Regions from separate parts of the Homo sapiens genome. Here region 2 is linked to region 1. The links are chromatin loops, found by intact Hi-C in ENCODE. Cell type or tissue: IMR-90. All regions are shown on one strand. Each heading gives the region's core, and the rest is flanking DNA. Links, peaks and the distances in the headings are about the cores only.

Region 1 (12,771 bases), core at 2,454-10,453:
GAATGCTGAAGGGGGCCTGCCCCTCCACACCTGTGGGTATTTCTCGCAAGGTGGAGATGAGAGACTGAGAAAACAAATAAGACACAGAGACAAAGTATAGAGGAATAAAAGTGGGCCCAGGGGACCAGCGCTCAGCAAGCAAGGGCCTGCACCAGCACTGGTCTCTGAGTTCCCTCAGTATTTATTGATCACTATCTCTACCATCTCGGCGAGGGGGATGTGGCAGGACTATAGGGTAATGGTGGGTAGAGGGTCAGCAGGAAAACGTGAGCAAAGGACTCTGTGTCATAAACAAGTTTAAGGAAAGGTGCTGTGCCTCGATGTGCACATAGGCCAGATTTACGTTTGACTTCACGCAAACATCTCAGTGCAGTAAAGAGCAGTACTGCCGCCAGCACGTCTCATCTCCAGCCATAAGGCGGTTTTCTCCTATCTCAGTAAATCGAATGTACGATCAATCGGGTTTTACACCGAAACATTCCATTCCCAGGGATGAGCAGGAGACAGATGCTTTCCTCTTATCTCAACTGCAAAGAGGCCTTCCTTTTTCACTGATCCTCCTCAGCACAGACCCTTTACGGGTGTCGGGCTGGGGGACGGTCAGGTCTTTCCCTTCCCACGAGGCCATATCTCAGGCTGTCTCAGTGGGGGGAAACCTTGGACAATACCCAGGCTTTCTTGGGCAGAGGTCCCTGCGGCCTTCCGCAGTGCATTGTGTCCCTGGGTACTCAAGACTGGAGAATGGCGATGACTTTTACCAAGCACACTGCCTGCAAACACATTTTTACCAAGGCACATCCTGCACAGCCCTAAATCCATTAAACCTTGAGTCAATATAGCACATGTTTCTGCGAGCACAGGGTTGAGGATAGGGTTACAGATTAACAGCATCTCAAGGCTTTCGGGGGACCTGCCCCGATAATCATGTAGGTTCTTTTCTATTTTTCCTAAGCGTCGGCCGGCTTGAGAAATAAAGGGACAGAGTACAAAAGAGAAATTTTAAAGCTGGGCGTCCGGGGTAGACATCACACGTTGGTAGGATCCGTGATGCCCCACAAGCCACAAAAACCAGCAAGTTTTTATTAGGGCTTTTCAAAAGGGGAGGGAGTGTGCGAATAGGTGTGGGTGACAGACATCAAATACTTAACAGGGTAATAGAATATCACAAGGCAAGTGGAGGCAGGGTGAGATTACAGGACCACAGGACTGAGGCGAAATTAAAATTGCTAATGAAGTTTCGGGCACTATTGTCATTGGTAACATCTTATCAGGAGACAGGGTGTTGAGATCAATTGGTCTGACCAAAATTTATTAGGCAGGAATTTCCTCTTTCTAATAAGCCTGGGAGCGCTATGGGAGACTGGAGTATATTTCATCTCTGCAATTTCGACCATAAGAGACAGGCGCACCTGGGGGTGCTGTTTATAAGCCTATACCTCCAGGCGTGTATTCTCTTCCTCAGGGACGTTCCGTGCTGAGAAAAAGAATTCAGCGATATTTCTCCCATTTCTTTTGAAAGAGGAGAAATATGGCTCTGTTCTGCCCGGCTCACCAGTGGTCAGAGTTTAAGGTTATCTCTCTTGTTTCCTAAACATTGTTGTTATCTTGTTCTTTTTTCAAGGTGCCCAGATTTCATATTGTTTAAACACACATGCTCTACAATTTGTGCAGTTAATGCAATTATTACAGGGTCCTGAGGTGACATACATCCTCCTCGACTGACAGGATTAAGAGATTAAAGTAAAGACAGGTTGGCCGGGCGCAGTGGCTCACGCCTGTAATCCCAGCACTTTCAGAGGCCGAGGTGGGTGGATCACGAGGTCAGGAGATCGAGACCATCCTGGTGAACACGGTGAAACCCCGTCTCTACTAAAAATACAAAAAATTAGCTGGGCATGGTTGCGGGCGCCTGTAGTCCCAGCTGCTCAGGAGGCTAAGGCAAGAGAATGGCCTGAACCCGGGAGGCGGAGCTTGCAGTGAGCCGAGATTGTGCCACTGCACTCCAGCCTGGGCAACAGAGCGAGACTCCCTCTCAAAAAAAAAAATAAATAAAAAATAAAAAAATAAAGTAAAGACAGGCATAGGAAATCACAAGGGTATTGACTGGGGAAGTGATAAGTGTCCATGAAATCTTTACAATTTATGTTTAGAGATTGCAGTAAAGACAGGCATAAGAAATTACAAAAGTATTAATTTGGGGAACTAATAAATGTCCATAAAATCTTCACAATCCATGTTCTTCTGTCATAGCTTCAGCCAGTCCCCCCATTTGGGGTCCCTGACTTCCCACAACACAAGGCAGCAGAATTTTTCTTAGTACAGATCAAAATGGAGTTTCTTTTATTTATTTATTTATTTTTTATTATTATACTTTTAAGTTTTAGGGTACACGTGCACAATGTGCAGGTTAGTTACATATGTATACATCTGCCATGCTGGTGCGCTGCACCCACCAACTCATCATCTAGCATTAGGTATATCTCCCAGTGCTATCCCTCCCCCCTCCCCCCACCCCACAACAGTCCCCAGAGTGTGATGTTCCCCTTCCTGTGTCCATGTGCTCTCATTGTTCAATTCCCACTTATGAGTGAGAATATGCGGTGTGTGGTTTTTTTGTTCTTGCGATAGTTTACTGAGAATGATGATTTCCAGTTTCATCCATGTCCCTACAAAGGACATGAACTCATCATTTTTTATGGCTGCATAGTATTCCATGGTGTATATGTGCCACATTTTCTTAATGAGTCTATCATTGTTGGACATTTGGGTTGGTTCCAAGACTTTGCTATTGTGAATAATGCCGCAATAAACATACGTGTGCATGTGTCTTCATAGCAGCATGATTTATAGTCCTTTGGGTATATACCCAGTAATGAGATGGCTGGGTCAAATGGTATTTCTAGTTCTAGATCCATGAGGAATTGCCACACTGACTTCCACAATGGTTGAACTAGTTTACAGTCCCACCAACAGTGTAAAAGTGTTCCTGTTTCTCCACATCCTCTCCAGCACCTGTTGTTTCCTGACTTTTTAATGATCGCCATTCTAACTGGTGTGAGATGGTATCTCACTGTGGTTTTGATTTGCATTTCTCTGATGGCCAGTGATGGTGAACATTTTTTCATGTGTCTTTTGGCTGCATAAATGTCTTCTTTTGAGAAGTGTCTGTTCATGTCCTTCGCCCACTTTTTGATGGGGTTGTTTGTTTTTTTCTTGTAAATTTGTTTGAGTTCATTGTAGATTCTGGATATTAGCCCTTTGTCAGATGAGTAGGTTGCGAAAATTTTCTCCCATTTTGTAGGTTGCCTATTCGCTCTGATGATAGTTTCTTTTGCTGTGCAGAAGCTCTTTAGTTTAATTAGATCCCCAAAATGGAGTTTCTTATGTCTTCCTCTTTCTACATAGACACAGTAACAGTCTGATCTCTATTTCTTTCCCCCACAGAATGCAGTAGCATGATCATGGCTCACTGCAACCTTGACCTCTGTGGGCTCAGGTGATCCTCCTATCTCAGCCTTCCGAGTAGCTGGGCCTATAGGTGCATGCCACCACTCTCGGCTAATTTTTTGTAGATATGAGGTTTCGCCATGTTGCCCACGTTGGTTTCAAACTCCTGAGCTCAACTGATTCCTCTGCTTCAGCCTCCCAAAGTGCTAGGATTACAGGCATGAGTCACCATGCCCAGTCCTTGAATGGTTTTAAAGTGTTATTCTTATCTGAATATTTGTTTTAAACAATAGTATTTAAACTTACAAGAAAGCCTAAATACAAACCTCTGCATGTTAACCCTGTATACATTTTTCTATGCTGTCACTTACATTTTTGAATGTACTGCTTTAAACTTCAAAACAAGCAGTCTCCCCCAGGTCTCCCATCACCTTCTGAAATACTAACTTACATTAACTAATATAAAGCTACAAATTATGTTAGTTGGGTGGCTGGAAACAAAGAATGTGCCATAAAAATAAGGCAAATGTGAATGTGTACATCAGTTTGCTAAGTTTTTTGCCACTGTTCAGCCTCTTAAATTGTGGTAGCAGCTATTGTTCACATTGATTTGTATATATCTGTAGTACAAGGAAGCATTTCTAAAGGACCTTGCTCATTGTTCTGCACAAAATAGCCACTTAATATTTGTTGAATGAATTGCTGGCACTATCTCTGGTATTTTTATTTTTATTTATTTATGTATTTATTTTTGATACGGAGCCTCATTCTGTTGCCCAGGCTGAAGTGCAGTGGCGTGATCTTGGCTCACTGCCACCTCTCGGGATCAAGCGATTCTCGTGCCTTGGCCTCCCTAGTAGCTGGGACTACAGGCATGCGCCATCACGCCTGGCTAATTAATATATATATATATATATTTTTTTTTTTTTTTTTTAGCAGAGACGGGATTTCACCAAGTTGGCCAGGCTGGTCTTGAACTCCTGACCTCAAATGATCCGCCCGCCTTGGCCTCCCAAAGTGTTGGGATTACAGGGGTGAGCCACCCTGCCCGGCCTATCTGTGGTATTTCTAGTGTGATGTCTAGAACTTCATATACTTTTTTGGATTACTTTAATTGTAAGGCTGTATCCAAACTGATGAAATGCTCTCAGAGGTAACTATCTGGAGAGGTGACTACACTGATGCATTAAAAGAAATGACTGGCATGGAATAAGGATTAAAATATATTAATCCAAAACATTTAAAATTGCATTAATAACAGCCTAAAGCAAAACTAATGAATCACATAAAAAATCTCCCACGCTGTTGTTCTTAGTAGTTTACATTGTGCTACATACTTTCGCATGCATATGCATACAACTTCTATTCTGTTTTTAAACTTTGCATTACATATACATTCTTCCATATTATATGATCTTCATAAAACTTGTCAGTTAAATGGCTGCATTAAAAAGCATGCGGTTCATGGACCATTATGCTGTTCCCTCATTCCTTTTGTTATTAATGGAATATAGCAAAGAACATCTTCCGTACTATTATTTATTTGTCAAGAATAGGGCCAGGCATGGTGGCTCAGGGAGCCGAGCCTGAGAGCACTTTGGGAGGCCGAGGCAGGCGGATCTCTTGAGGTCAGGAGTTCGTGACCAGCCTGGCAACGTGGGGAAACCTAAATGTCTCTACTAAACATGTCTCTACTAAAAATACAAAAATTAATGGGGCGTGGTGGTGCACACCTGTGGTCCCAGCTACTCCAGAGGCTCATGTGAGAGTATCACCAGAGCCCAGGAAGTTGAGGCTGCAGTGAGGCGTGGTCACACTACTGCACTCAAGCCTGGGCGACAGAGGGTGACCCTGTCAAAAAAAAAAAAAAAAATCCTAGCAGTAAAGTTACAAGGTCAAAGGATAAGGTACACATTTAAAAAGAAATTTTCTTTCTCCTCCTGAGATAACTAAATACAGCAGTGTATGAACAACCCTTCATACATTACTCTCCAAGGTTTATCTTGTTAATCCTTTCAGATGTTATCATCTCCCTATCCTTGGCTGCACCTGAAAAGAGCAGGAGCCGGCAGGTAACCCGATCGCCTCCCCCAGGTGAGTCTCCGATGGAGGTGTCAACTACAAGACCAGGAGCAGAGCAGTCCTGGGGCTTTGCTGGAACCATTGGCGTGGGAATGCTGTCTCTTCCCTCGCCCGAGAGACGCCAGATTCCCAGCGGGCAGCGGACTCGGTTCTAACCTTCCTCGCCCCAGCCTCTAGGAGCGCTCTGCACGCAGTGGGCGTCTAATAAATGCAGTCGGCCCTGCTTGGACAAAAGCTCTCCTTAAGTGGACCGGACACTATGCCCCTCCAGGTGCCAGAGTTGTCGCCCCCGCTGCCACTTTGCTCCCTGCGCGCGTTCCGCGTGAGACCCTCGGCGGCACCTCACCCACTCCCTGACGGCCGGTGCCAGCCCGGGGCACCCTGGGTACTCTGCGCGCGCCCGCTGGCCCCGCCCGGCCCCAACGGCCCCAACTCCCGTCTCCTCCCAGTCCCCCGGAGCCGACCAGTGGTGGCGGCAGCCCCAGGTCCCGGGTCCCTCAGACAAAAAGGCGGGTGGAGGAGGAGTAGCCGAGCCCAGAGTCCTGCTCCGGCGCCGCCGAGCACCGCCCGCCTCAGCCGACCAGCCCCGTCGGCTACTGGGCCTAGCCTAGAGGAGAGGAGGGAAAGGCCGCGGAGGCCGCGAGGAGACGGCTGGGGCGCCAGCGGCCGGCTGCCGCCTAGTTGTGCTGCCCGGACCAAGGAAGGAGAAGTGGGAGGAGCGGGGAGCTCAGCGGCTCAGGACGACGACGCTCGCCACATCCGGGACCCTCCGGCCGTGGCGGTCGCAGCGCCGGCAGCTCGGGCCTCAGCCCCTGCCTCTGTGGTGACTCCGCCGCGCTTCGACGTCGCCCCTGTCCCCGTCCCGCCCGCCGCCCCCGCCAACCCCGCCGCCGGGGACATGTCCAACCCCTGAAGCCGGAGGAACGGGCCAGTCAGACTGCGCCCGACAGGTGATGGGGAGCGGCGGCCGGGCTGGGCAGCCGCCGGGTGGGCGAGCTGGCGCGGGGTACCTGTTGACTTGGGAAGGGCCAGGATCGCGATCAATGGTGAGTTGGGGGTCGGAGGAGTAGGAAGGCCTAGTTCAGGGAGAGTAATTGGAAAGCCACTCGCTCTGGTTTGGACATTCTTTAAAAAGCCGAGGATGACTCGGGGAGGCGGGGTAGTCTTTTGTGGAGGGGAGGATACACCCGTTCGCATCGCAGCGGATTTCGGGCTGAAAAGTCTTGGTCAAGGAGCCCGACGCTGCCTCCCGGGGCTCGGGGAGCAGCAGCCCCTGGGCTACGGCCCAGGTGGGCTCGTGAAGGGGATTATTGAATCCGGTTGCAGACTGCGCGCAGTAAACACTCCTTAAAGATGGAGCGCTTAACGGGAGGGTGTACGTGTGTGTTCCCGGGTTGTTACCTTGCACACCCACTTATGCCCGCTTGCAAAACCTTTACTCCCCGCCTCTGGCCACCGTTGCCGGGGCCGCACACCTTAAACTCAGGTCTCTCTGAGGAGAGGAGACTGAGGTTGACTTTTCCCATGTGCCTGTCTGATCCGACGGCTCGGGCTCATTGTACACTGTGTTTTGGAAGTGTCTGATTGTAGGGTGGCATGTTTGGGGTTGTACCTTGTAGGCCGCAGAACTTGTGTCACTTCTAACTCCAGACCTGCTTTAAAAACACACTTTTGGAGGCGGGTAGGGGGTACTTTTCTAACTATGTGCTCATACAAACTTTAGAGCAAACTTTCTCTTACTCTCCCCACCCTCCCCCTTCCTTTTTCTAAATGGAAAATAATGTCCGGAGGGGTTGCTAGATAGAAGACTACACTTACAAAGTGTTTATGATTCCAGGCGCATGAAATCTTTAACATTACAGGTACATTTTTGCTTACAGTGCCATTTTTGGTATTCTTACATGGACATGTCACCCCCATTTTAGGAAAACTTGTATTTGGTTTGAAAAGGAATTGAAATCACGACGTTATCCTACCTTCACCATTTACCCCTGATAAATTGTCCACGTTTATATTCCGATGAGTGGTGAGAAAGATAATTTTCCGTAGAGGATTTGTGTGTGCGTGCACGTGTACGAATAAACTGTAATTATGTTTGTCCACACTAGACTTTGAGATTTATTTGAGCTAATTTTGTGGTTGAATGCCTGTGTGTCACATCCCAGTACAGCTAGATGAAAACTTGCAGTGAATTTGGTATTTGAGAATTTATCTCGAATGTCTGTTGGCTGCAATTTAAATAATATACGACCTTCATGACAGTTTTGCTTTCCCTAGGGAAAAATGCAGGGAATCATTAACTGAGTGGTTCTTAATGGAAAACCTGGATTGGAGGATACTTGTATTTCCCCCTACTCCCCCCCATTCAATGTCCTTATATTGGGAGAAGTCAATGGAAACCTTTTTAGGGGATCTTTGTTGCTTTAGAGTTTATCTGTTGCTATCTGGAATCAGTGATCATCGAAAGAACATGCGATCCCAGGTGTGCAGAAAGCATCAGAAATAAGCTGTTTCCATTTACTTCCCTCAAGGCTACATAGAGAAAATGAGGGAAAAAATAGGGATTTTGATTTTCTGCAGATAAAATGAGTTGAGGTTTTTAGTATGACTCAGTAGATCTTAAAGTGTTTATCTGTGGTTTCTGTACTGCCTATGATACATTATAAAAATTTATAAGTAAAGTTTGTTAAGAGGAAAGATTATGCTTATATTTTAGGGGAAGAGGGAATATTGAACTACATTTATAGAGTGATTTTGTTTCAGGTTTTTCTGAGGATTTTTTAAATACCCTGTGTCCACTTAATAGGAAAAACAGTTTGAGGTACTCTGAGTTTCTTACAACTATTTGTCTCTGAATAGTTTTCTCTTAAAATTTGACAAATGTTAAAAACATTGTCCTTCCTCCTTTGGTTATAGTGGAGTCTTCTGTTTTGCCAGGAAAGCGAACATTTTTTTTTTCATTTTTGTTCATCATTTACAAATTAGATGGGATATATTTTAGCAAATAGATCTCAAGAGCTGGATTTAATTAGCAGCTTTTTAGGACATAAACATTAAAGGGTTAGATGGAAAAGATTGTTTTGACTGACAGGATAAATGACAGGGCTGTGTTTGATGTGCGTCCAGGAATTGGTCTGGAGCTGGTGCCCAACTTCTCAGTCCATCTTGAGAAGCCAAATAAAATACTTAACCTAGGCCTCATTTTGTTTAAAAAAAAAAAAAAAAGTTGATTCTTTGTTAAGACCTTAAGAAATGTTTGGCATACCTTTAGACTAAGTGTTTAACAGTTCATTTAGACCTGGGTTCCCTAATAGAGGAAAAAAAATCACTTAAAAAAAGACAGATCCCACAGTGAATTTATATTTGGTTTACAATACACTTGGGCTGTAAGATGTTTTAAAATTATTGTTCTTTGCTTTAAGTTAATACCATATTAGTATTTTAAATTTATAGAGTACCTTTGATTTCAATATGCTGTATAAATTTTAGTTACTTGGTAATAACCTTATTGCGGAATTGCCTTTTTACTGAAAGGTATAAACATTTCTTGCATGGTGACACACACACACACACACACACACACACACACACACTCACACACTCACACACTCATACACTGTCTTTCTGAAATATTTGAACCGTGAGAGCTCTGCCCACAATTGATATTAGACCTTTCCACATATTATTCTTAAAACCACAGTCAGTGAATTGTTTGGTATTTGTCAATGCTAAGAAGGTGGGACTAATTTAATAATTTGATCCCAAATTTTAGATTCCTCAGGCAATTGGGGGTTAGAATCCAATTTCATCCATCAAGCTACTTCTGTTCTTTGTGACACATTAACATATGATCATTAAAATGGGCTGTATGGTAACACTATCAACTTCAACTAATATTTCTAGAACAAATTGATTATAAAATGTATAATTTCTATACCATTATACCTATATGACTGTCAGATACAGGCTTTTCTTACAATGGTTTGGATAGAAAAATATTCTTTACAGTAAAAACTTTAGGATAATTTTCAGACCATTATTGTTTTTGAAAACCAAAGGCTGCAAAAAGCAGTTTAATGTAATTTCTAATATTTTAAATTCTTAGGTATGGAGAAGTAGAATAAGATTACTCCTTCAGAACATTTATTTCAGATCTTTTTATAAATTTAATGTTTTTGTATGCTGCTTCTCATATTATTAATTTCAAAGCCCTTGGCAGTAAGGAGGTTAACCTTGTCTATAATGTAAGGAAATTTAACTTTAAAAATTTCCCTTTATATATGCTAGCGTCTTAATCTTGTTTCACTACATATTTTATTAATTCAAGGCCTTGAAAATTATGGCTTTATTCTATTACACAGGTTTTTAAGTATGCCTATACACCATAATGACGTTATTTATTTATTTATTTATTTGAGATGGAGTTTCGCTCTTGGCTGGAGTGCAGTGGCGCGATCTCAGCTCACTGCAACCTGGGCCTCCCGGGTTCAAGCGATTCTCCTGCCTCAGCCTCCCGAGTTGCTGGGACTACAGGCGCATGGCGCCACGCCTGGCTAATTTTTTGTATTTTTAGTAGAGATGGGGTTTCACCGTGTTAGCCAGGATGGTCTCTATCTCCTGACCTCGTGATCCGCCAGCCTCTGCCTCCCAAAATGCTGGGATTACAGGCGTGAGCCACCACGCCCAGCCAAGAAATTTTTTAAATGCAAAGTTCTCTAGCCACTTTGTATTTACCACTACATGTCTCACTAACTTCAGGAAACCTGATAGCTTTTGACCACATTAGAGTAACTTGGCTCTCAAGTTAACTTTTTGTAGAATAGTATAATCAGGTTAAGTTGAAACCTATCTTTCTTTAGTCTTCCAATATAATTATAGGACACTTTTTGGTTAAACCATTGTTCCATGTTTACATTATTATGATTATGTAAATATCCATAGTTGGGTCACATGGGTACAAGAATTATATTTTCTTTCTTGACAGCTTTTGTTTTTTCTGAAATTAGTAGCTACTTTTCCCTTTTGTTTAGTTTTCTATTCCTCTCCTAGCTAGAAATGAGAAATTACATGTCATAATCCTCAAACTCTCCTACAGAACTGAAGATCTTTTCTCCATATATTCAGTTCTGTCAGTATTCCTTTGGCTTTGTTTCTTCTTGGAGATACCCCTCCTGGGGGTCTGTGTTCTCTTTCTTCAGCCTGGCATAATGGTTCTCTAAGACCTGCTGGGCAGTTGTCCTGGGACTTGCCTGTATTGTTATGTTGGCAATTTCCTTTGTCTCTTCTAGATTTAGTGACTTCCTATTTTTTGTTTACTCTCCTGATTTGGTGAACTCTATCTTCTGTTGTCATTTTGAGAAATAATACAAAGATGGGAAGAAAGTTTAGATCTTATCAGAAAATATATTTTGATTTCTTATCTGTTGGTATGGTTCGAGTACAGGCTTCTAGATGAAATAGGACTTTATCTCCAAATGTTGAATACATTGGTCCATTATCTTCTAGATTTAGATCCGAACTGTTGAGTAGAAATATAATGTAAGCCACAAATGGGAGCTCATCTGTAATTTTAAATTTCCTAGTATCCACATTAAGATAAGTAAAAAGAAACAGATGACGTTAAGCATAATAAACTGGGCATGGTGGCTTGCACTTGTAATCCAGCTACTCGGGAGGCTGAGGTGAGAGGATAACTTGAGGCCGGCAGTTTGTGACCACACTGGGCAACATAGCGAGACCCATAATATAATATATTATGCATAATAAGCATAATTTATTATGCTTAAAATGAAGCATAATATATTTTATTTAATTCAATATATCAAAAATATTTTCTACATGGCAGTATAAAAATATTGAGCTACTTACATATTTATGTATATATACATATTTACTATGTCTTTGAAAAATCAGTGGTTTTCTCATTTTATGTTAAGAAAAATCAGTGGTTTCTTTTGCAGCTTGCCTCAATGTGGACTGGCCACATTTGAAGTACTCAAAGGTCCCATGTGGTTGGTGGATACCATTTTGGACAGTGTAGGTTCAGAGTATTGCTGATGGCATCCTGATTTTGATCTGTCATGACTGTTGTTTTCCACTGGAAGTTTCTTTATTCTTCTGTCGCTTGTTATTTTCCTTTAAAAAAATTGTAGCCCCCCTAGTGGGTATGAAGTTGTACCTCGTCATGGTTTGGAAGTGCATTTCCCTCATGACTAATGATGTTGAACATCTTTGCATGTGCTCGTTATGTTTTATCTTACAGTTAATATTAATTGGCTACCAGAGGCTTCTCTCTTGCTTGTGTCTGAGGTCATTTTGCAAAATCCTTGCCTTTAATTGGCTAAGTGTACAAACAAAAGTCTAATAATTAAATTTTAGCCCAAAATCCTGAGTATATATATTGTACTTTTGTCTATATGGTAACATTATATTCACCTATAGAGGTTGCCATCTACCCCTCTCAGCAAAACATGCTGAAACTTGTTTATAAATCATGTATTTGTTAGTGAAGTCAAAGTTTTAATAGAAGCTAATAGAGCCCTCTATTTAACTTTCAATTATAAAAGTCTTTACTTTTTCTTTTATGTGGCCATGTATGTTATATTACATGAGGTTTCATTAAAGTGAGAGCATGTACTTCTCTGTGTATAAGAAAAGGTAATACTTCTGATTAATTTCTGGCCCAGGAATATTTGGACAGAATGTTTGTGACATGTACACTTAAATAATACAATATATTTCATAATTTTGAGTAATTCAGAGTTAGGCTGTCTTCTAGAAGGTCCATAATTAGCAATTTCTTATTATGGTTTAATGTAGAGCTTCCCAACCTTTTCATATCATGGTACACATAAAAAATATTATGGCACACTGGACTAAACAGGTGAAGTTGCTTAAGCCAGTGGTGCATTGCTCTGAGGACTGAGGTAATCGATATATGTATTTCAGCATACCTGTAAACCAGGCTTATTAGTTGGACAACTGGTTTAATGTGACTTTAAAAAAAATGTTTGGTTTGGGTAATTCAGCTACTTAATTACTGGATTCTGGCTCTGGAATTACATGCCAGTAGATATATACCAAGATAGGTCGGGTAGGTGTATTTGAAAATTGGTACATGCATACTGAACAATATTTTAGTTCATGTCTTTTCATTTGCAAGCAACAGAGACCAAGTTCAAATCGGCTTAATTTTTAAAAAGGGAATGTACTGATTTGCATAATGAAAAGCCCGGGGGTGGG
Region 2 (12,771 bases), core at 1,668-9,667, 82 kb before region 1:
TGGTGATAGTTCCAGTTTGAAAAACAGAAGCAGGCCCAGCATGGTGGCTCACACCTATGATCCTAACACTTTGGGAGGCTGAGGCGGGAGGACTGCTTGAGGCCAGAAACTCGAGTCAGCCAGAGCAACATAGTGAGACCCCATCTTTACAAAATTGTTTCTAAAAAGCTAGGCATGGTGGTGCACATCTGTAAGCCAACCACTTGGAAGGCTGAGGCAGGAGGAGCACTTGCACCCATGAGGTCAAGGCTGCCATGATGGTGCTACTGCAGCCGTGCCTGCATGGCACAGTGAGGCCGTGTCTCAAAAAAATAATAATATATCATTCAAAGATTGATATATGGGCCAGCATAGGTTTGAAAGCTGTTACTTTATACAAGACCATAGTATCTACTTGCAATACCTTGTAAACTTTTCTACAAAACAGCCACATTTTCAATGTATCACATTTTGTCATAATCTCTCAAACTGAAAAATTATGAATAAGAACTAAATGATGCAAAGGAAGTTGTTTGTTAAGCTCTTCTTGTGTTCCTTTCATTTGGGGATCAAAAATTCAGTGTATTGTGTGGTTGACATCGCTCCCTCCTTCTGCTCTAATCTTGACTGGTGATTCTCTACACCTCCAACATTGTTCTGGTCCTAGATGTCCTTCCTCCATTACCCTAAAATAATTTCCTCTATTGGATTACCTACTTGGGATTAGTGCCTTCCACTTTCTTACTTTATTCCCTTATTATGCTGAACCATGTCCTTAGTAACTTCCTGAGAAAGAACAGGAGGTAAATTGTTTTGGACTGCCCACATCCAAAAAGTCTTTATTCTGCTCGTATTCTTGATTCATTATTTAACCTAACCAAGATAGAATTCTGAGTTGGAAATAATTTTGAAATTTTTAAAGGCATTGCTTCTAAAGTCCAGGCTGGCATGCTTCTAAAGTCCACAGTGGCATGCGTCTTTTCCAGTCCAATGCTCTGGGCATTGAGTGAACTCTTACAATCTGGAAACTCATCTTCAGTTCTTGGAAATTATCTTAACGTTCTTTATCATTTTCTTCCCTCTTCTTTCTCTGTTGTTTCATGCAAAAAAATATTAAAAAGGTTATGTGTTGGGCCTTCTGAATTGATCCTTTCTTACCTTCTCTCTGTTTCTGTTGATCTTTTTGTTTAACATTCTGGGAGATTTACTGAATTTCTCCTTCCAATTCTTCTATTACATTTTTATATCAGCTCTTCATTTAATTTACATGAGCTCTTTCGTGAGAGACAGATACACACATTTATGTGTATGTTTTGTGGATGTAGTAATCTTTTATCTCTCTGAAAACATTAAATGTAATTTTATTTTAGAGTTTCTTGAGCTTCCTTTATTGCCCTGTTTGCTCAGCCTCACTTTTCTGTTTGCTGGGTGGTTTATTTGAACTCTGCCTTTCATGTTACCTCCTCACACATCTAGTGATTATTGGCTGTTCCTTCATATTTAAGGGTGTGACTCCAAAAGAGGATGAGCTTCCAGTCACTCATTGCTGTTACCCAGGCTGGAGTGCAGTGACATGATCATGGCTTACTGCAGCCTTGACCTTCTGGGCTCAAGCAATCTTCCCACCTCAGCATTCTGAATAGCTGGTACTACTGGCACACACCACCATGCCCAGCTAATTTTTTTTTTTTTTTTTTGTATTTTTCTGTAGACATGGTGTTTCTCCATGTTGTGAAAAGAATGTGTGTTGGGAAACTCATCCTGTGAGCATAGGGTGGTGACACTTGTTGAGTGTTAGGCCTCACCATGCGTGATCAGGCGGACCTGGCTGTTTCACTGGGGACTTCAAATTGCCAGACCTCTATGTCTCTTCTCCTGAGCTAGGTCTTCTACTGGACTAGGGGCAGCCACCTAGCTGCATGCGTTAGGAAGGGCAATTTTGGGTTATGGCAACTCCTTGTACAAATTTCTACAAATCTCCATTTTTAACCCTACTCCACAGTTCTGCCCTCAGAGAGAGTGATCCCTTCCATTCTTGAGCATTTCTGAGATCTGTGGAAAACTTTTTAAAATCATTGCTTGACTCATAATTTTATTGAGGTGCATCACAGTGGTGGATTTGGAGCTGCTAATGTATTTTTTTGTTTGTTTTAGTTTTACCCAGTTACATTTCTTTATTCTGAAATGTCATTTCAAAAGACCAGACCATAATATCTCCACATGAACAGATATTTTTCTAGAATAGGCCTAAAAGTATTGGGAAGATGGGATTGTCAGCATTAAAACACATAGGAAATCAGGACCCTGGAAGAACTGTAATATTCTCTAGGACTTTTCATTTTCTAAATTTGCAGATATTGCCTGTGATTTCAGTTGAAAGTGATCCAAATCCTAGTGTGTCCATGTTAATTGTGTGTGTAGCTTCAAATGTTATTTAACGTTTCTTAATCAAGTGGAATTTTTCTAATGTTTTCATTTTTCTTTTATTAGACACTTGTATATTGTATATTATACAAGTACAGTGTTCTTATTGTAACAACTTAAATAATACTAAAACGGATAAAGAAAAAGTCAGCCGGGCGCGGTGGCTCACGCCTGTAATCCCAGCACTTTGGGAGGCTGAGGCGGGCGGATCACGAGGGCAGGAGTTCGAGACCATCCTGGCTAACACGGTGAAACCCCGTCTCTACTAAAAATACAAAAAATTAGCTGGGCGTGGTGGCAGGCGCCTGTAGTCCCAGCTACTCAGGAGGCTGAGGCAGGAGAATGGCATGAACCTGGGAGGCGGAGGTTGCAGTGAGCCAAGATCGCGCCACTGCACTCCAGCCTGGGTGACAGAGCAAGACTCCGTCTCAAACAAAAAAAAAGAAAAAGAAAAAGTCAGTCTCCTGGTAGTACCCCTCCATTCTTAACCCCTGAAGCAACTTGTGTTAACTGACAGTTGTGTATCCTTCTGATACCTTTTTCACTGTCATACAGACATCCCCAAAGATGTTTGTTTCTGTAATTATTAGAGGATTCATATTCTATACATTCTGTGGCTTGCTTTAATCACTCAATATGTTATAAACATCCCTTCAAGTTAATAGAAATACTAACTTTGTTTTGTTTTGTTTGAGACTGCGTCTTGTGTTGTCACCCAAGCTGGAGTGCAGTGGCGCGATCTCAGCTCACTGCAACCTCTGTCTCCTGGGCTTCAAGTGATTCTTCACCCTCAGCCTCCCAGTAGCTGGGATTACAGGCGCTCACCACCACGCCTGGCTAATTTTTGTATTTTTAGTAGAGAAGAGGTTTCACCATGTTGGCCAGGCTGGTCTTGAACTCCTTGGCCTCAAGTGATCCACCTGCCTTGGCTTCCCAAAGTGCTGGGATTACAGGCATGAGCCACCGCGCCTAGCCCTAACTCATTTTTTTAAATACCCAAATACTATGTAATCACTGCCTGTGATTTCAGTTGAAAGTGATCTAAATCCTAGCATGTCCATGTTAATTTTGTGTGTGTGTGTAGCTTCAGATGTTGTTAACATTTCTTAATCACTCAGGTGGGATTTTTCTAATGTTCTTTTCATTTTTCTTTATTAGATATTTATATATTATCGAAGTACATTTGTATATTATCAAAATGTTCTTATTGTAACAACTTAACTAATACTAAAATGGATAAAGGAAAAGTCAATCTCCTGGTAGTACCCCTCCATTCTTAACCTCTGAAGTAACTTGTGTTAAGTGACAATTGTGTATCTTACTGATATACAACTTTTTCACTGTCATACAAACATCCCCAAGGGTGTTTGTTTCTGAAAATATTACAGCATTGATATTCTGCACATTCCGTAGCTTGCTTTAATCACTCAATATGTTATAAACACCCCTTCGTGTTAATAGAAATAATACTAACTCATCCTTTTTAATAACCAAAGTATGGTTATATCATAATCTATTATACCATTCAAATGTTACTTCCAGTTTTGGGGGATTTTTTTTTTTTGGTCTTTTTGCTGTTGTTGTTCATTTTTTACTATTCCAAAAATGCTTCAACAAATATTCTTTTACAGATTGAATGTTGCTTATCCAAAATACTTGGGACCAGAAGTCTTGGGGATTTCTGATTTTCAGATTAGGGATGTTCAACCTGTATATACCTCCTTACACACTTTTGTTTCTCTTTTGCCATCTCAAATCTTGAAATTCAAGTTTTGATTCATGTGTCATTTGTTTAGAATATTCCTTCTAGCATTTCCCTTCAATAAGATACATGGTGGTTTACTCTGTGAGACCTTACCTGGCCAAAAATGTGTTCACTCAGCTCCCAGATAGATCCAGCTATGAGAGCCTCTTAAGCAATGGCATATCAGGCAGTGATGCATCCATCACTGGGCTCTTCCCTTAGGGGCTGGGCATCACACCAGCTACAAGACTATCGGCTCTCTGCTTGTCATCTTTCTGGCTGCATGTAGCAGTCCTTTCCCAGCTTCAGTGCCTGGGAGCAATTTCACTGCAACCCCTGTGTATGCAGATCCATAGTCTTCCACTGTCTGGGTTCCTCAGGAAGCAAGGAAGCCCTAGGTCTTTGCCTCAAGCTTGAAGAAAAATCTAAGCTTCCCTGCTGTCAGTTCCCTGGTTCTCTCTTCACTTCAGAGAGTATAGCCCTCTACCTGGCTTTCTTCCCTGGAGATCTCAAGGGAACTTGGGGCCTCAGATGGACCCTCCTTAGTGTGTCTGCTTTTATTCTTGTGCTACTCCATGGAGGAAATGGACCAAAGGTCAAGTCAGGAATTTATACTCTCACCATCATCTTCCCCAAATCTCAATCTCTTGATTTAAAAAAAAAAAAAAATAGATATTTTCAAAATTGCTCAACAGCATTTCATTTTCTGTTGCTATTTATAATGTCAACATGCAAAGCACTCCTCTGAGTGTTACATATCAAAGTGGATACTGACCCTGCCCTCTAGGGCTCTAATGTCCAGAGAGATAAGACTATGGGAAATGAATAATCCTGGAAGTGATAGCAAAATGATACTAACTTAGGGCCAAGCTTGGTGGCTCACACCTATAACTCCAGCACTTTGGGAGGCGGAGGTAGGAGGATGGCTTGAGCCCAGGAGTTTGAGACCAGCCTGGGCAACATAGGGAGACCCCATCTCTAGAAATAATTTAAAAATTAGAAAAAAAAAATTAGCCAGGCATGATGGCACATGCCTGTAGTCCCAGCTACTCAGGAGGCTGAGGTGGGAGGATTGCTTGAGCCCAGGGAGTCAAGGCTGCAATAGCCACAGTCACACCACTGGGCTCCAGCCTGGGTGACGGAGCAGGACCCTGTCCCCCAACCCCCAACCCCCCCCAAAAAAAGGATATTAACTCAAGAGATCTTTTAAACAGGACATCAAGGTAGTCACAGGGAAGAGATTGTGTTCGACCAAAAGTGACTTTCTCTTTTCTCTTTAATCTTTTCTTTTTTTTGAGACAGGGTCTCGCTCCATTATTCAGGCTAGAGTGCAGTGGCTCCATCACAGCTCGCTGTAGCCCCCCCCTCCTGGGCTCAATTGATCCTCTCACCTCAGCCTCCCGAGTAGCTGGGACTACAGGCACACATGTCTAGCTAATTTTTTATTTTGGTAGAGTTGGGATTTCACCACATTGCCCAGGATGGTCTTGAACTTTTGGGCTCAAGTGATCCTCCCACCTCGGTCTTCCAAATTCGGTGCTGGGATTACAGACGTGAGCCACCACACCCAGCTGTTTTAGCCACGTTTAATGAGTCTGTGACCTTTGTCAGCCATCATGGAAACCCAGCATAATGTTGCATGCATGCCTAGTTGGTTCTCAAGTAGAATTTTGGAACATAATCTCTTCATAAATTAAGGGCTGGTTGTGTATTCACATTTTATGATATTTTATATTTCTTTTCTATTTTTATAATTATAATTCCCTTTCAACAGTTTTTCCTGATTAAAGATATTTTAGTAGCTGGCTTCTTTTTAAACTCTTTTTAAACTTTTTAAAGTTTTTAAACTTTAAATTTTAAGAAGCTTTTGTAATATGTGATTTGTCTGTTTATGCCTTATTTTGTTTGTTATTTTGAAGCAAACATAGGAAGTGGCTTACTGCCTTGTATAAAAAGATATCAGAGAACAGTGGAGTCATTTGGAAAAAGCGCAGTGGTAAAGTGGCTTCGGAAGTGATTTTTTCCCCTTATTTTCTGGCACAGTGCTTTCTAAGATGATGTTGCTCACTGTAGTTTTCTTTCACTTTTAAAGGCATGATGGTTCCAGGCAGGATAATCTTAAATGGTGATTTGTCATCTTTTTTTCCCCTTGCAGCATTGCTATGGCAACAAAAGAAAATATGACTTCACAGAGAGGAATGTTGAAGTCAATTCACAGCAAAATGAACACTTTGGCCAGTATCCTTTTTGAATGTTCGCAGTCTGTGTTTTGAGGGTAGAGGGGAGAAGTGTCTGTGTGTGCTTTTATAGGGGGCAGGTTGCCATCATCAGTAGCAGTAGAGCCCATCAGTAATTGCATAATATGAATATACTGTGCATTCCTACTTTGTGAAAGTTTATGCTCTTTAGTACCATTCCTAAAAGACTGCACCTCAGAAGTTTCTTACTACTAGATGTAGAAGAAAAAAATTATAAATGTGAATTTAAAAATTATCCACCAATTTCTTCTACATTTTAGAAAGCTTTTAAATTCATGTTAGAACTCCACACTATACATTATTCTTACCTAAACATGATAAATTATATGCCTTTGTTGTTTTTCCCATTTAGAGATAAGTCAGTGGCAGATGCTTGGAAGGGGGAAGGAAGGAGACAGCCACCCGTGCAGATGAGCTATAGCTACTGATGGAGTTTGTAACTCTATGCACAGGCTGAATTCTAGGATACATTCTCCACTTGTTTGTTGTAACCTCTACTTTAAAATGTTTCAGTTTTCTGTTTTAAATTAGGATTATTAATACTTCCCAGAAACCCACTAGGGAACCAGAAAAGCCTGGCACTCTGAGTCATTTCATTCAGCGAACCTCTGAAAAGACAAGCCTTCTAGGCAAAAAGCTTTCCTCCCCAACTGCCAAAGGGGGAGGAACCTAGAATTTTCAAAAGCTGAGTATCTTGTAGTCCTAGATAATTTGAGTTCACTTTTAGTTTGATATGTCTTTGCCTAAGGAAAAGACTCTCCTGATGTGTGCTGTTATTCTCCAGTCCACTGTGAATTTTGTTCTTGCCTTGTCACCCTAAGTATAAAACCACATGTCTAAAATCACATTTTAGATAGGGCTATAAAATTTACAGAGTGCTGTTATATACATTATCTCATTTTACTAAACTATGAACTCAATTGCCAGCCAGAAAAGCTGATCAGTGAATTTAAGAGTTTGTATTTAGTGAAACTTTTGAAACTTTGAAATAGAAGTGTGAGTCAGATAGCTGATGATTTAAAACACTAAAGCCTTTCTCAATTGTTCATTAGAATTTACCACCACTCTTCTTTGTGACCTCTTCTCTACTGCTCTGTAAGCATCTCTCCCATAAGTTCTCTCTCTCTTTTTTTTTTTTTTTTTTTTTTTTTTTTTAAGACAGAGTCTCACCCTGTTACCATCCAGGCTGGAGTACAGTGGCACGATCTCAGCTCACTGCAACCTCCAGCCTCTCAGGTTCATGCAGTCCTCCCGCCTCAGCCTTCTGAGTAGCTGGGACTACAGACACGTGCCACCATGCCCGGCTAATTTTTGTATGTTTTGTAGAGATGGGGTTTCACCATGTTGCCCAGGCGAGTCTCAAACTCCTAGGCTCAAGCAGTCCTTCAGCCTTGGCCTCCCAAAGTGCTGGGATTATAGGTGTGAGCCACCCTGCCCAGCCCAACACTAAGTTCCCTTAAGGCAAAGTAGTATACTGGAACCTAGCATAGCGCCTCATACAAATAAGTCACATGGGAATTTTACAATTACTCCAAAAGAATGTGTTCAAAAAAAAAAAAAATCAAAAAAAATGGGTGTGGGTCAGGGCTAAAGTTTAGTCCACTTTCCTCCTGTATCTGCCTTCTGCTGCGAAGTAACTTTGAAAATATTAATAATTCACCAGTGTCTGATTATATAGACCTTAGAGTTGGTTCCCATGAATTGCCTGAATCTAAGGCGGGAAAAGATCAGGTATTTCTTCAAACTCTCAGGCAGAACTCCCCAGTCTCCTGAGAGAAGAGGAAAAGAGAAGGAAAATGAGGAAAGGGAGGGAAATGGGTGGTGGTGGCGATGGGAGCTGGCTATGCCTGTGCCTCCCTGCCAGAGTTCCTCCATTCCTGGCCACGCTGGCTCCCACCCTGACCTGAAGCCTGGCAGTAAGCCCTCAGTGCTTGGGAACTGTCATCGTCCTTTTCTTCTCCCTCTCTCTCTATTACTATTCTTATTTGTGTTACACACAAGACTGGGAGATGTGTATTGGTTAGGGGCCTTGAGCCGCAGCGCGTTCCCGGTTTGGGCAACTGCATCTGCTAAAGATTCCCTTGGTGTGAGTTTCTTCCCCATGCCTTTCATCACTGTTTCTAGACACCACTGATCTCTATTTTTGTGATTCCTACGACTTTTCGCCAGAGAGGCTTCTTCCAAATATGACCTTAATAAAGATTTCCCAAAGATCGTTTTCCTGCTGTAAACAGCCTGATCCAGAGGATCAACCTGAGGAAGCGGCGGGACTCGCTCATCCTAGGGGGTGTTATTGGGATCTGTACCATCCTGTTGCTGCTGTATGCGTTCCATTGATGGGACATCTTCAGGGACTCTTGACAGCCACCGCTTTCACACCCTGGTCTGGAATAAGGAAACATCGGAGGGAGAAGTTGACTGTCTTGATAATTAGCCTGACCAGCAGGATGAATGCAAGACTGACAGTGATGGACTCTGTGACATGGTCAGGTTGAGCTGAAGCCACAGTTTCTCTGTGCTGTGTTTTCTAACACATTTTTCTGTTTTTAATTAAAAAAAAAAAAAAAAGGTTTTCAGTTGCTTTTGTCTCCCTAGGAGGCAGGTAAACCAATCAAAAACAGAGTTTTCTGTGTTTCCATGATAGTGTTGAAGCCTAATGACAAGCCAGGTCTTACAGCTGGGCTCTTCAGAAAACCAGGTTTCTACATCCAAAGACTGCTTTTCTTTTAGCTGCCAGATTGGATTGTGAATAAAAATAATTCTTCCCTCTCCCTCTCCCTCTCCCCACGGTCTCCCTCTTTCCACGGTCTCCCTCTGATGCCGAGCCGAAGCTGGACTGTACTGCTGCCATCTCGGCTCACTGCAACCTCCCTGCCTGATTCTCCTGCCTCAGCCTGCCGAGTGCCTGCAATTGCAGGCGAGCGCCGCCACGCCTGACTGCCTCGGCCTCCCGAGGTGCCGGGATTGCAGACGGAGTCTCGTTCACTCAGTGCTCAATGGTGCCCAGGCTGGAGTGCAGTGGCGTGATCTCGGCTCACTACAACCTCCACCTCCCAGCCACCTGCCTTGGCCTCCCAAAGTGCCGAGATTGCAGCCTCTGCCCGGCCGCCACCCCGTCTGGAAAGTGAGGAGCGCCTCTGCCCGGCCGCCATCCCATCTAGGAAGTGAGGAGCGCCTCTTCCCAGCCGCCATCCCATCTAGGAAGTGAGGAGCGTCTCTGCCCGGCCGCCCATCGTCTGAGATGTGGGGAGCGCCTCTGCCCCGCCGCCCCGTCTGGGATGTGAGGAGCTCCTCTGCCCGGCCGCGACCCCGTCTGGGAGGTGAGGAGCGTCTCTGTCTGGCCACCCCGTCTGAGAAGTGAGGAGACCTCCGCCCGGCAGCCGCCCTGTCTGAGAAGTGAGGAGCCCCTCCGCCCGGCAGCCACCCCATCTGGGAAGTGAGGAGCGTCTACGCCCGGGCAGCTGCCCCGTCCGGGAGGGAGGTGGGGGGGTCAGCCCCCCGCCCGGCCAGCCGCCCCGTCCGGGAGGGAGGTGGGGGGGATCAGCCCCCCGCCCGGCCAGCCGCCCCGTCCGGGAGGGAGGTGGGGGGCGCCTCTGCCCGGCCGCCCCTGCCCGGCCGCCCCTACTGGGAAGTGAGGAGCCCCTCTGCCTGGCCACCACCCCATCTGGGAGGTGTGCCCAGCAGCTCATTGAGAACGGGCCATGATGACAATGGCGGTTTTGTGGAATAGAAAAGGCGGAAAGGTGGGGAAAAGATTGAGAAATTGGATGGTTGCCGTGTCTGTGTAGAAAGAAGTAGACATGGGAGACTTTTCATTTTGTTCTGTACTAAGAAAAATTCTTCTGCCTTGGGATCCTGTTGATCTATGACCTTACCCCCAACCTGGTGCTCTCTGAAACATGTGCTGTGTCCACTCAGGGTTAAATGGATTAAGGGTGGTGCAAGATGTGCTTTGTTAAACAGATGCTTGAAGGCAGCATGCTCCTTAAGAGTCATCACCACTCCCTAATCTCAAGTACCCAGGGACACAAACACTGCGGAAGGCGGCAGGGTCCTCTGCCTAGGAAAACCAGAGACCTTTGTTCACTTGTTGATCTGCTGACCTTCCCTCCACTATTGTCCTATGACCCTGCCAAATCCCCCTCTGCGAGAAACACCCAAGAATGATCAATTAAAAAAAAAATAATATAATAATAATTCTTGTCCTCTTATTTTACACTCATAATGAGAAATCACAAGTTCTTTCTTGATGATCTGTGCTATAGATTTCTACTCTGTCTCCTCAACTCTGTTGATATTTGGGGAAAATTCTGTTTTTCATAGATTCTTTGAGATGCTGATGGACCAGCTTCAGCATGTTTGAGGTTGTCTGAAATGGAGATCACTGTAAAACTGTCTTTTTCTTTTAAATTACAAGTACACTGGGGTTAACTGTATTGCTGGAAAAACATCAAGAATGACAGTCTTATATTTAAGGCACCAGTCATTGTTTCCATTTTTTTTTTAATTCTTCCCTTGGATTAATATTTTCTACTGAAAAGAAATGAAATCTCAGTTCCACTATGATAAAAGAAACGAATCACCAGTGTCTGTCAGTGCCCCCACTGCTCCTCCTCATACCAGCATTGACACTGGTAGCTGAGGAAGGGGACTGCTCAATTTCTAATGTGATCTATTCAAGAAGCCACATATAAAAAGGCATTGAGGGCTCACTGTCCAGAGAATTGCTTTTGTAAATGCTCCACAACGTATGGGCAAAAGTTTAAGGACTACTGCCTGATGTACCAGGAATCCTGAGTTCTGTGAAAATCTGTTCATTCCAAATCTGTTAAGCATTTCCAAACATCCAGAGAATGGTTTCACTGTTGAGGGTGCATGTGGCAGAATCTGTCTCTCTCTGCACCTGTCTTCTGTTACCATCCCTGGACAGTGACAGATTTTAAGCCAGCCACCAGAATTCTTTTCGAGTTAACCATTTCTTAGTTTCTGTAAATTCATGACTTGTCTTACTGAACTACAGCCTGGTTTGTAGACTTCCAACATCTACACTGCTGCTCTTCACCATTGGAATTCACTGTGGTATTTATAGTATTGGCTTCAGTCCGAGCCACAGGCAATAAAAGGATATCAGCTGTAGTTCTCAGCTACATCATGGTGTATAGATGCTGTTATTCAGGCGAACTTGCTCATGGGTGGACTAACACCTGGTTTGGTACAGAGACTGAGAAGTTTTTCATTCTGGTGTCAAAGTTTTGTTACATTATGGGTGTGAAGGGCATTTGATATATTTTTCTTAACTATGGGGTTTATTTTTCTAAATGTGGGTTGATTGACTGTTAATTGATTCAGGGTACCCTTAAAAGAAAAGAAGTTTTCCCATTGTGAACCTTAAATGATCAGAGAAGTAAGTTCATTGATTAAATTCTCTGTTGGGAGAACAAAACTTTTCTCCCTTGACACTTTATTATCTTTGATTTTTCAAAGGGCCTTGATTGGTGGTTGTGTCTCGGTTAAAATTTATGGGACTTTGCTATGTAGTTGGCATTTATAAAATCTGAAGTATCATAAATAAAGTTATTTATTTAATTATACTACCAGTCTTTTTTACTGGTCTGATTCTTTTGTGCATTCATTAAAGCTGATTGTGTGAGAGTGAACTGGGACACAAGCTAGTCTAGCTCACTGCAGCCAAGCAAACCCTGTTGATGGCTGATGGGCCTTTCCATTAGGGTTTTGCTTATGTGAAGTAATGGAATTATGTTGGTTATTTTCTTTATGAAAATAAACCAGTTCTTCCAAGGAAGTTAAAAGGCTTGGTATGGATGTTGGTGTCAGATAGGTCTGACTAACCTCTCCGTGCTGCAGCCTATACTAAGGTGACCCAGGGCCACATGTAGACAGCTAGGCCAGTGCTTTTTCCTCTTAGGGTTTCTTTGCAGAAAGAAACCTCCAGCAAGGGAAGAGAGGTGTGTGTCCACAGGAAGGGGCTCCGTGGGGATCCCATGAAGGGATTTGAGCTCTTTCAGCTCCATGTCATTTAACTTTTTTGTTTAACCACCTTGGCTTTCTCTCCTTTTTTGCTGTCCTCCTTACGGACCAGTTACCAGATTCAGAGGCTAACAGTTAGTTACTTGTTAATGCTAGTCACAGCCAGGAGGTCAGAAGGAATTTTCTACTTCTGGATCCAAATGTTACCTCTTAGGGGAAGTTATGCCCCCTCAACTATTGTCTTATTATAATGAATCTTTCCTTTTTGGTCCTTTTAAGTAACCACTCAAAACTTTTCATTTCACTGAAAAAATATGAAAAACCATGACAATAGGGCTGGGTGCAGTGGCTCACGCCTGTAATCTTAGCACTTTGGGA

Evidence for each region. Peaks named below come from ENCODE experiments on the same cell type or tissue, not always from the same donor. Only the 100,000 strongest peaks of a DNase experiment are listed, where the experiment ranks them.
Region 2: a loop joins it to region 1, with 3 times the contacts of the local background. A loop is called at or near these places in 4 of 110 quality-filtered maps.

What each region holds. Positions count from the first base shown.
Region 1 is chr17:30,594,438-30,607,208 of GRCh38, forward strand. It overlaps the pseudogene SMURF2P1-LRRC37BP1 and the pseudogene SMURF2P1. Among named protein-coding and RNA genes, the nearest start is that of GOSR1, 120 kb to the left of the region's middle. RefSeq lists a silencer at 5,845-6,324. In IMR-90, for the core only: a CTCF peak has its summit at 5,706; a DNase peak (open chromatin) is centred at 6,194; H3K4me3 peaks cover 2,261 bases; H3K27ac peaks cover 1,578 bases.
Region 2 is chr17:30,513,637-30,526,407 of GRCh38, forward strand. GOSR1 (golgi SNAP receptor complex member 1) reads left to right here. Exons shown (of 9, transcript NM_001007025.2): 8 at 6,303-6,385; 9 at 8,618-12,771. The coding sequence ends at 8,742. Among named protein-coding and RNA genes, the nearest start is that of GOSR1, 43 kb to the left of the region's middle. In IMR-90, for the core only: no CTCF peak of the experiment used is centred there; DNase peaks (open chromatin) are centred at 6,275 and 7,005.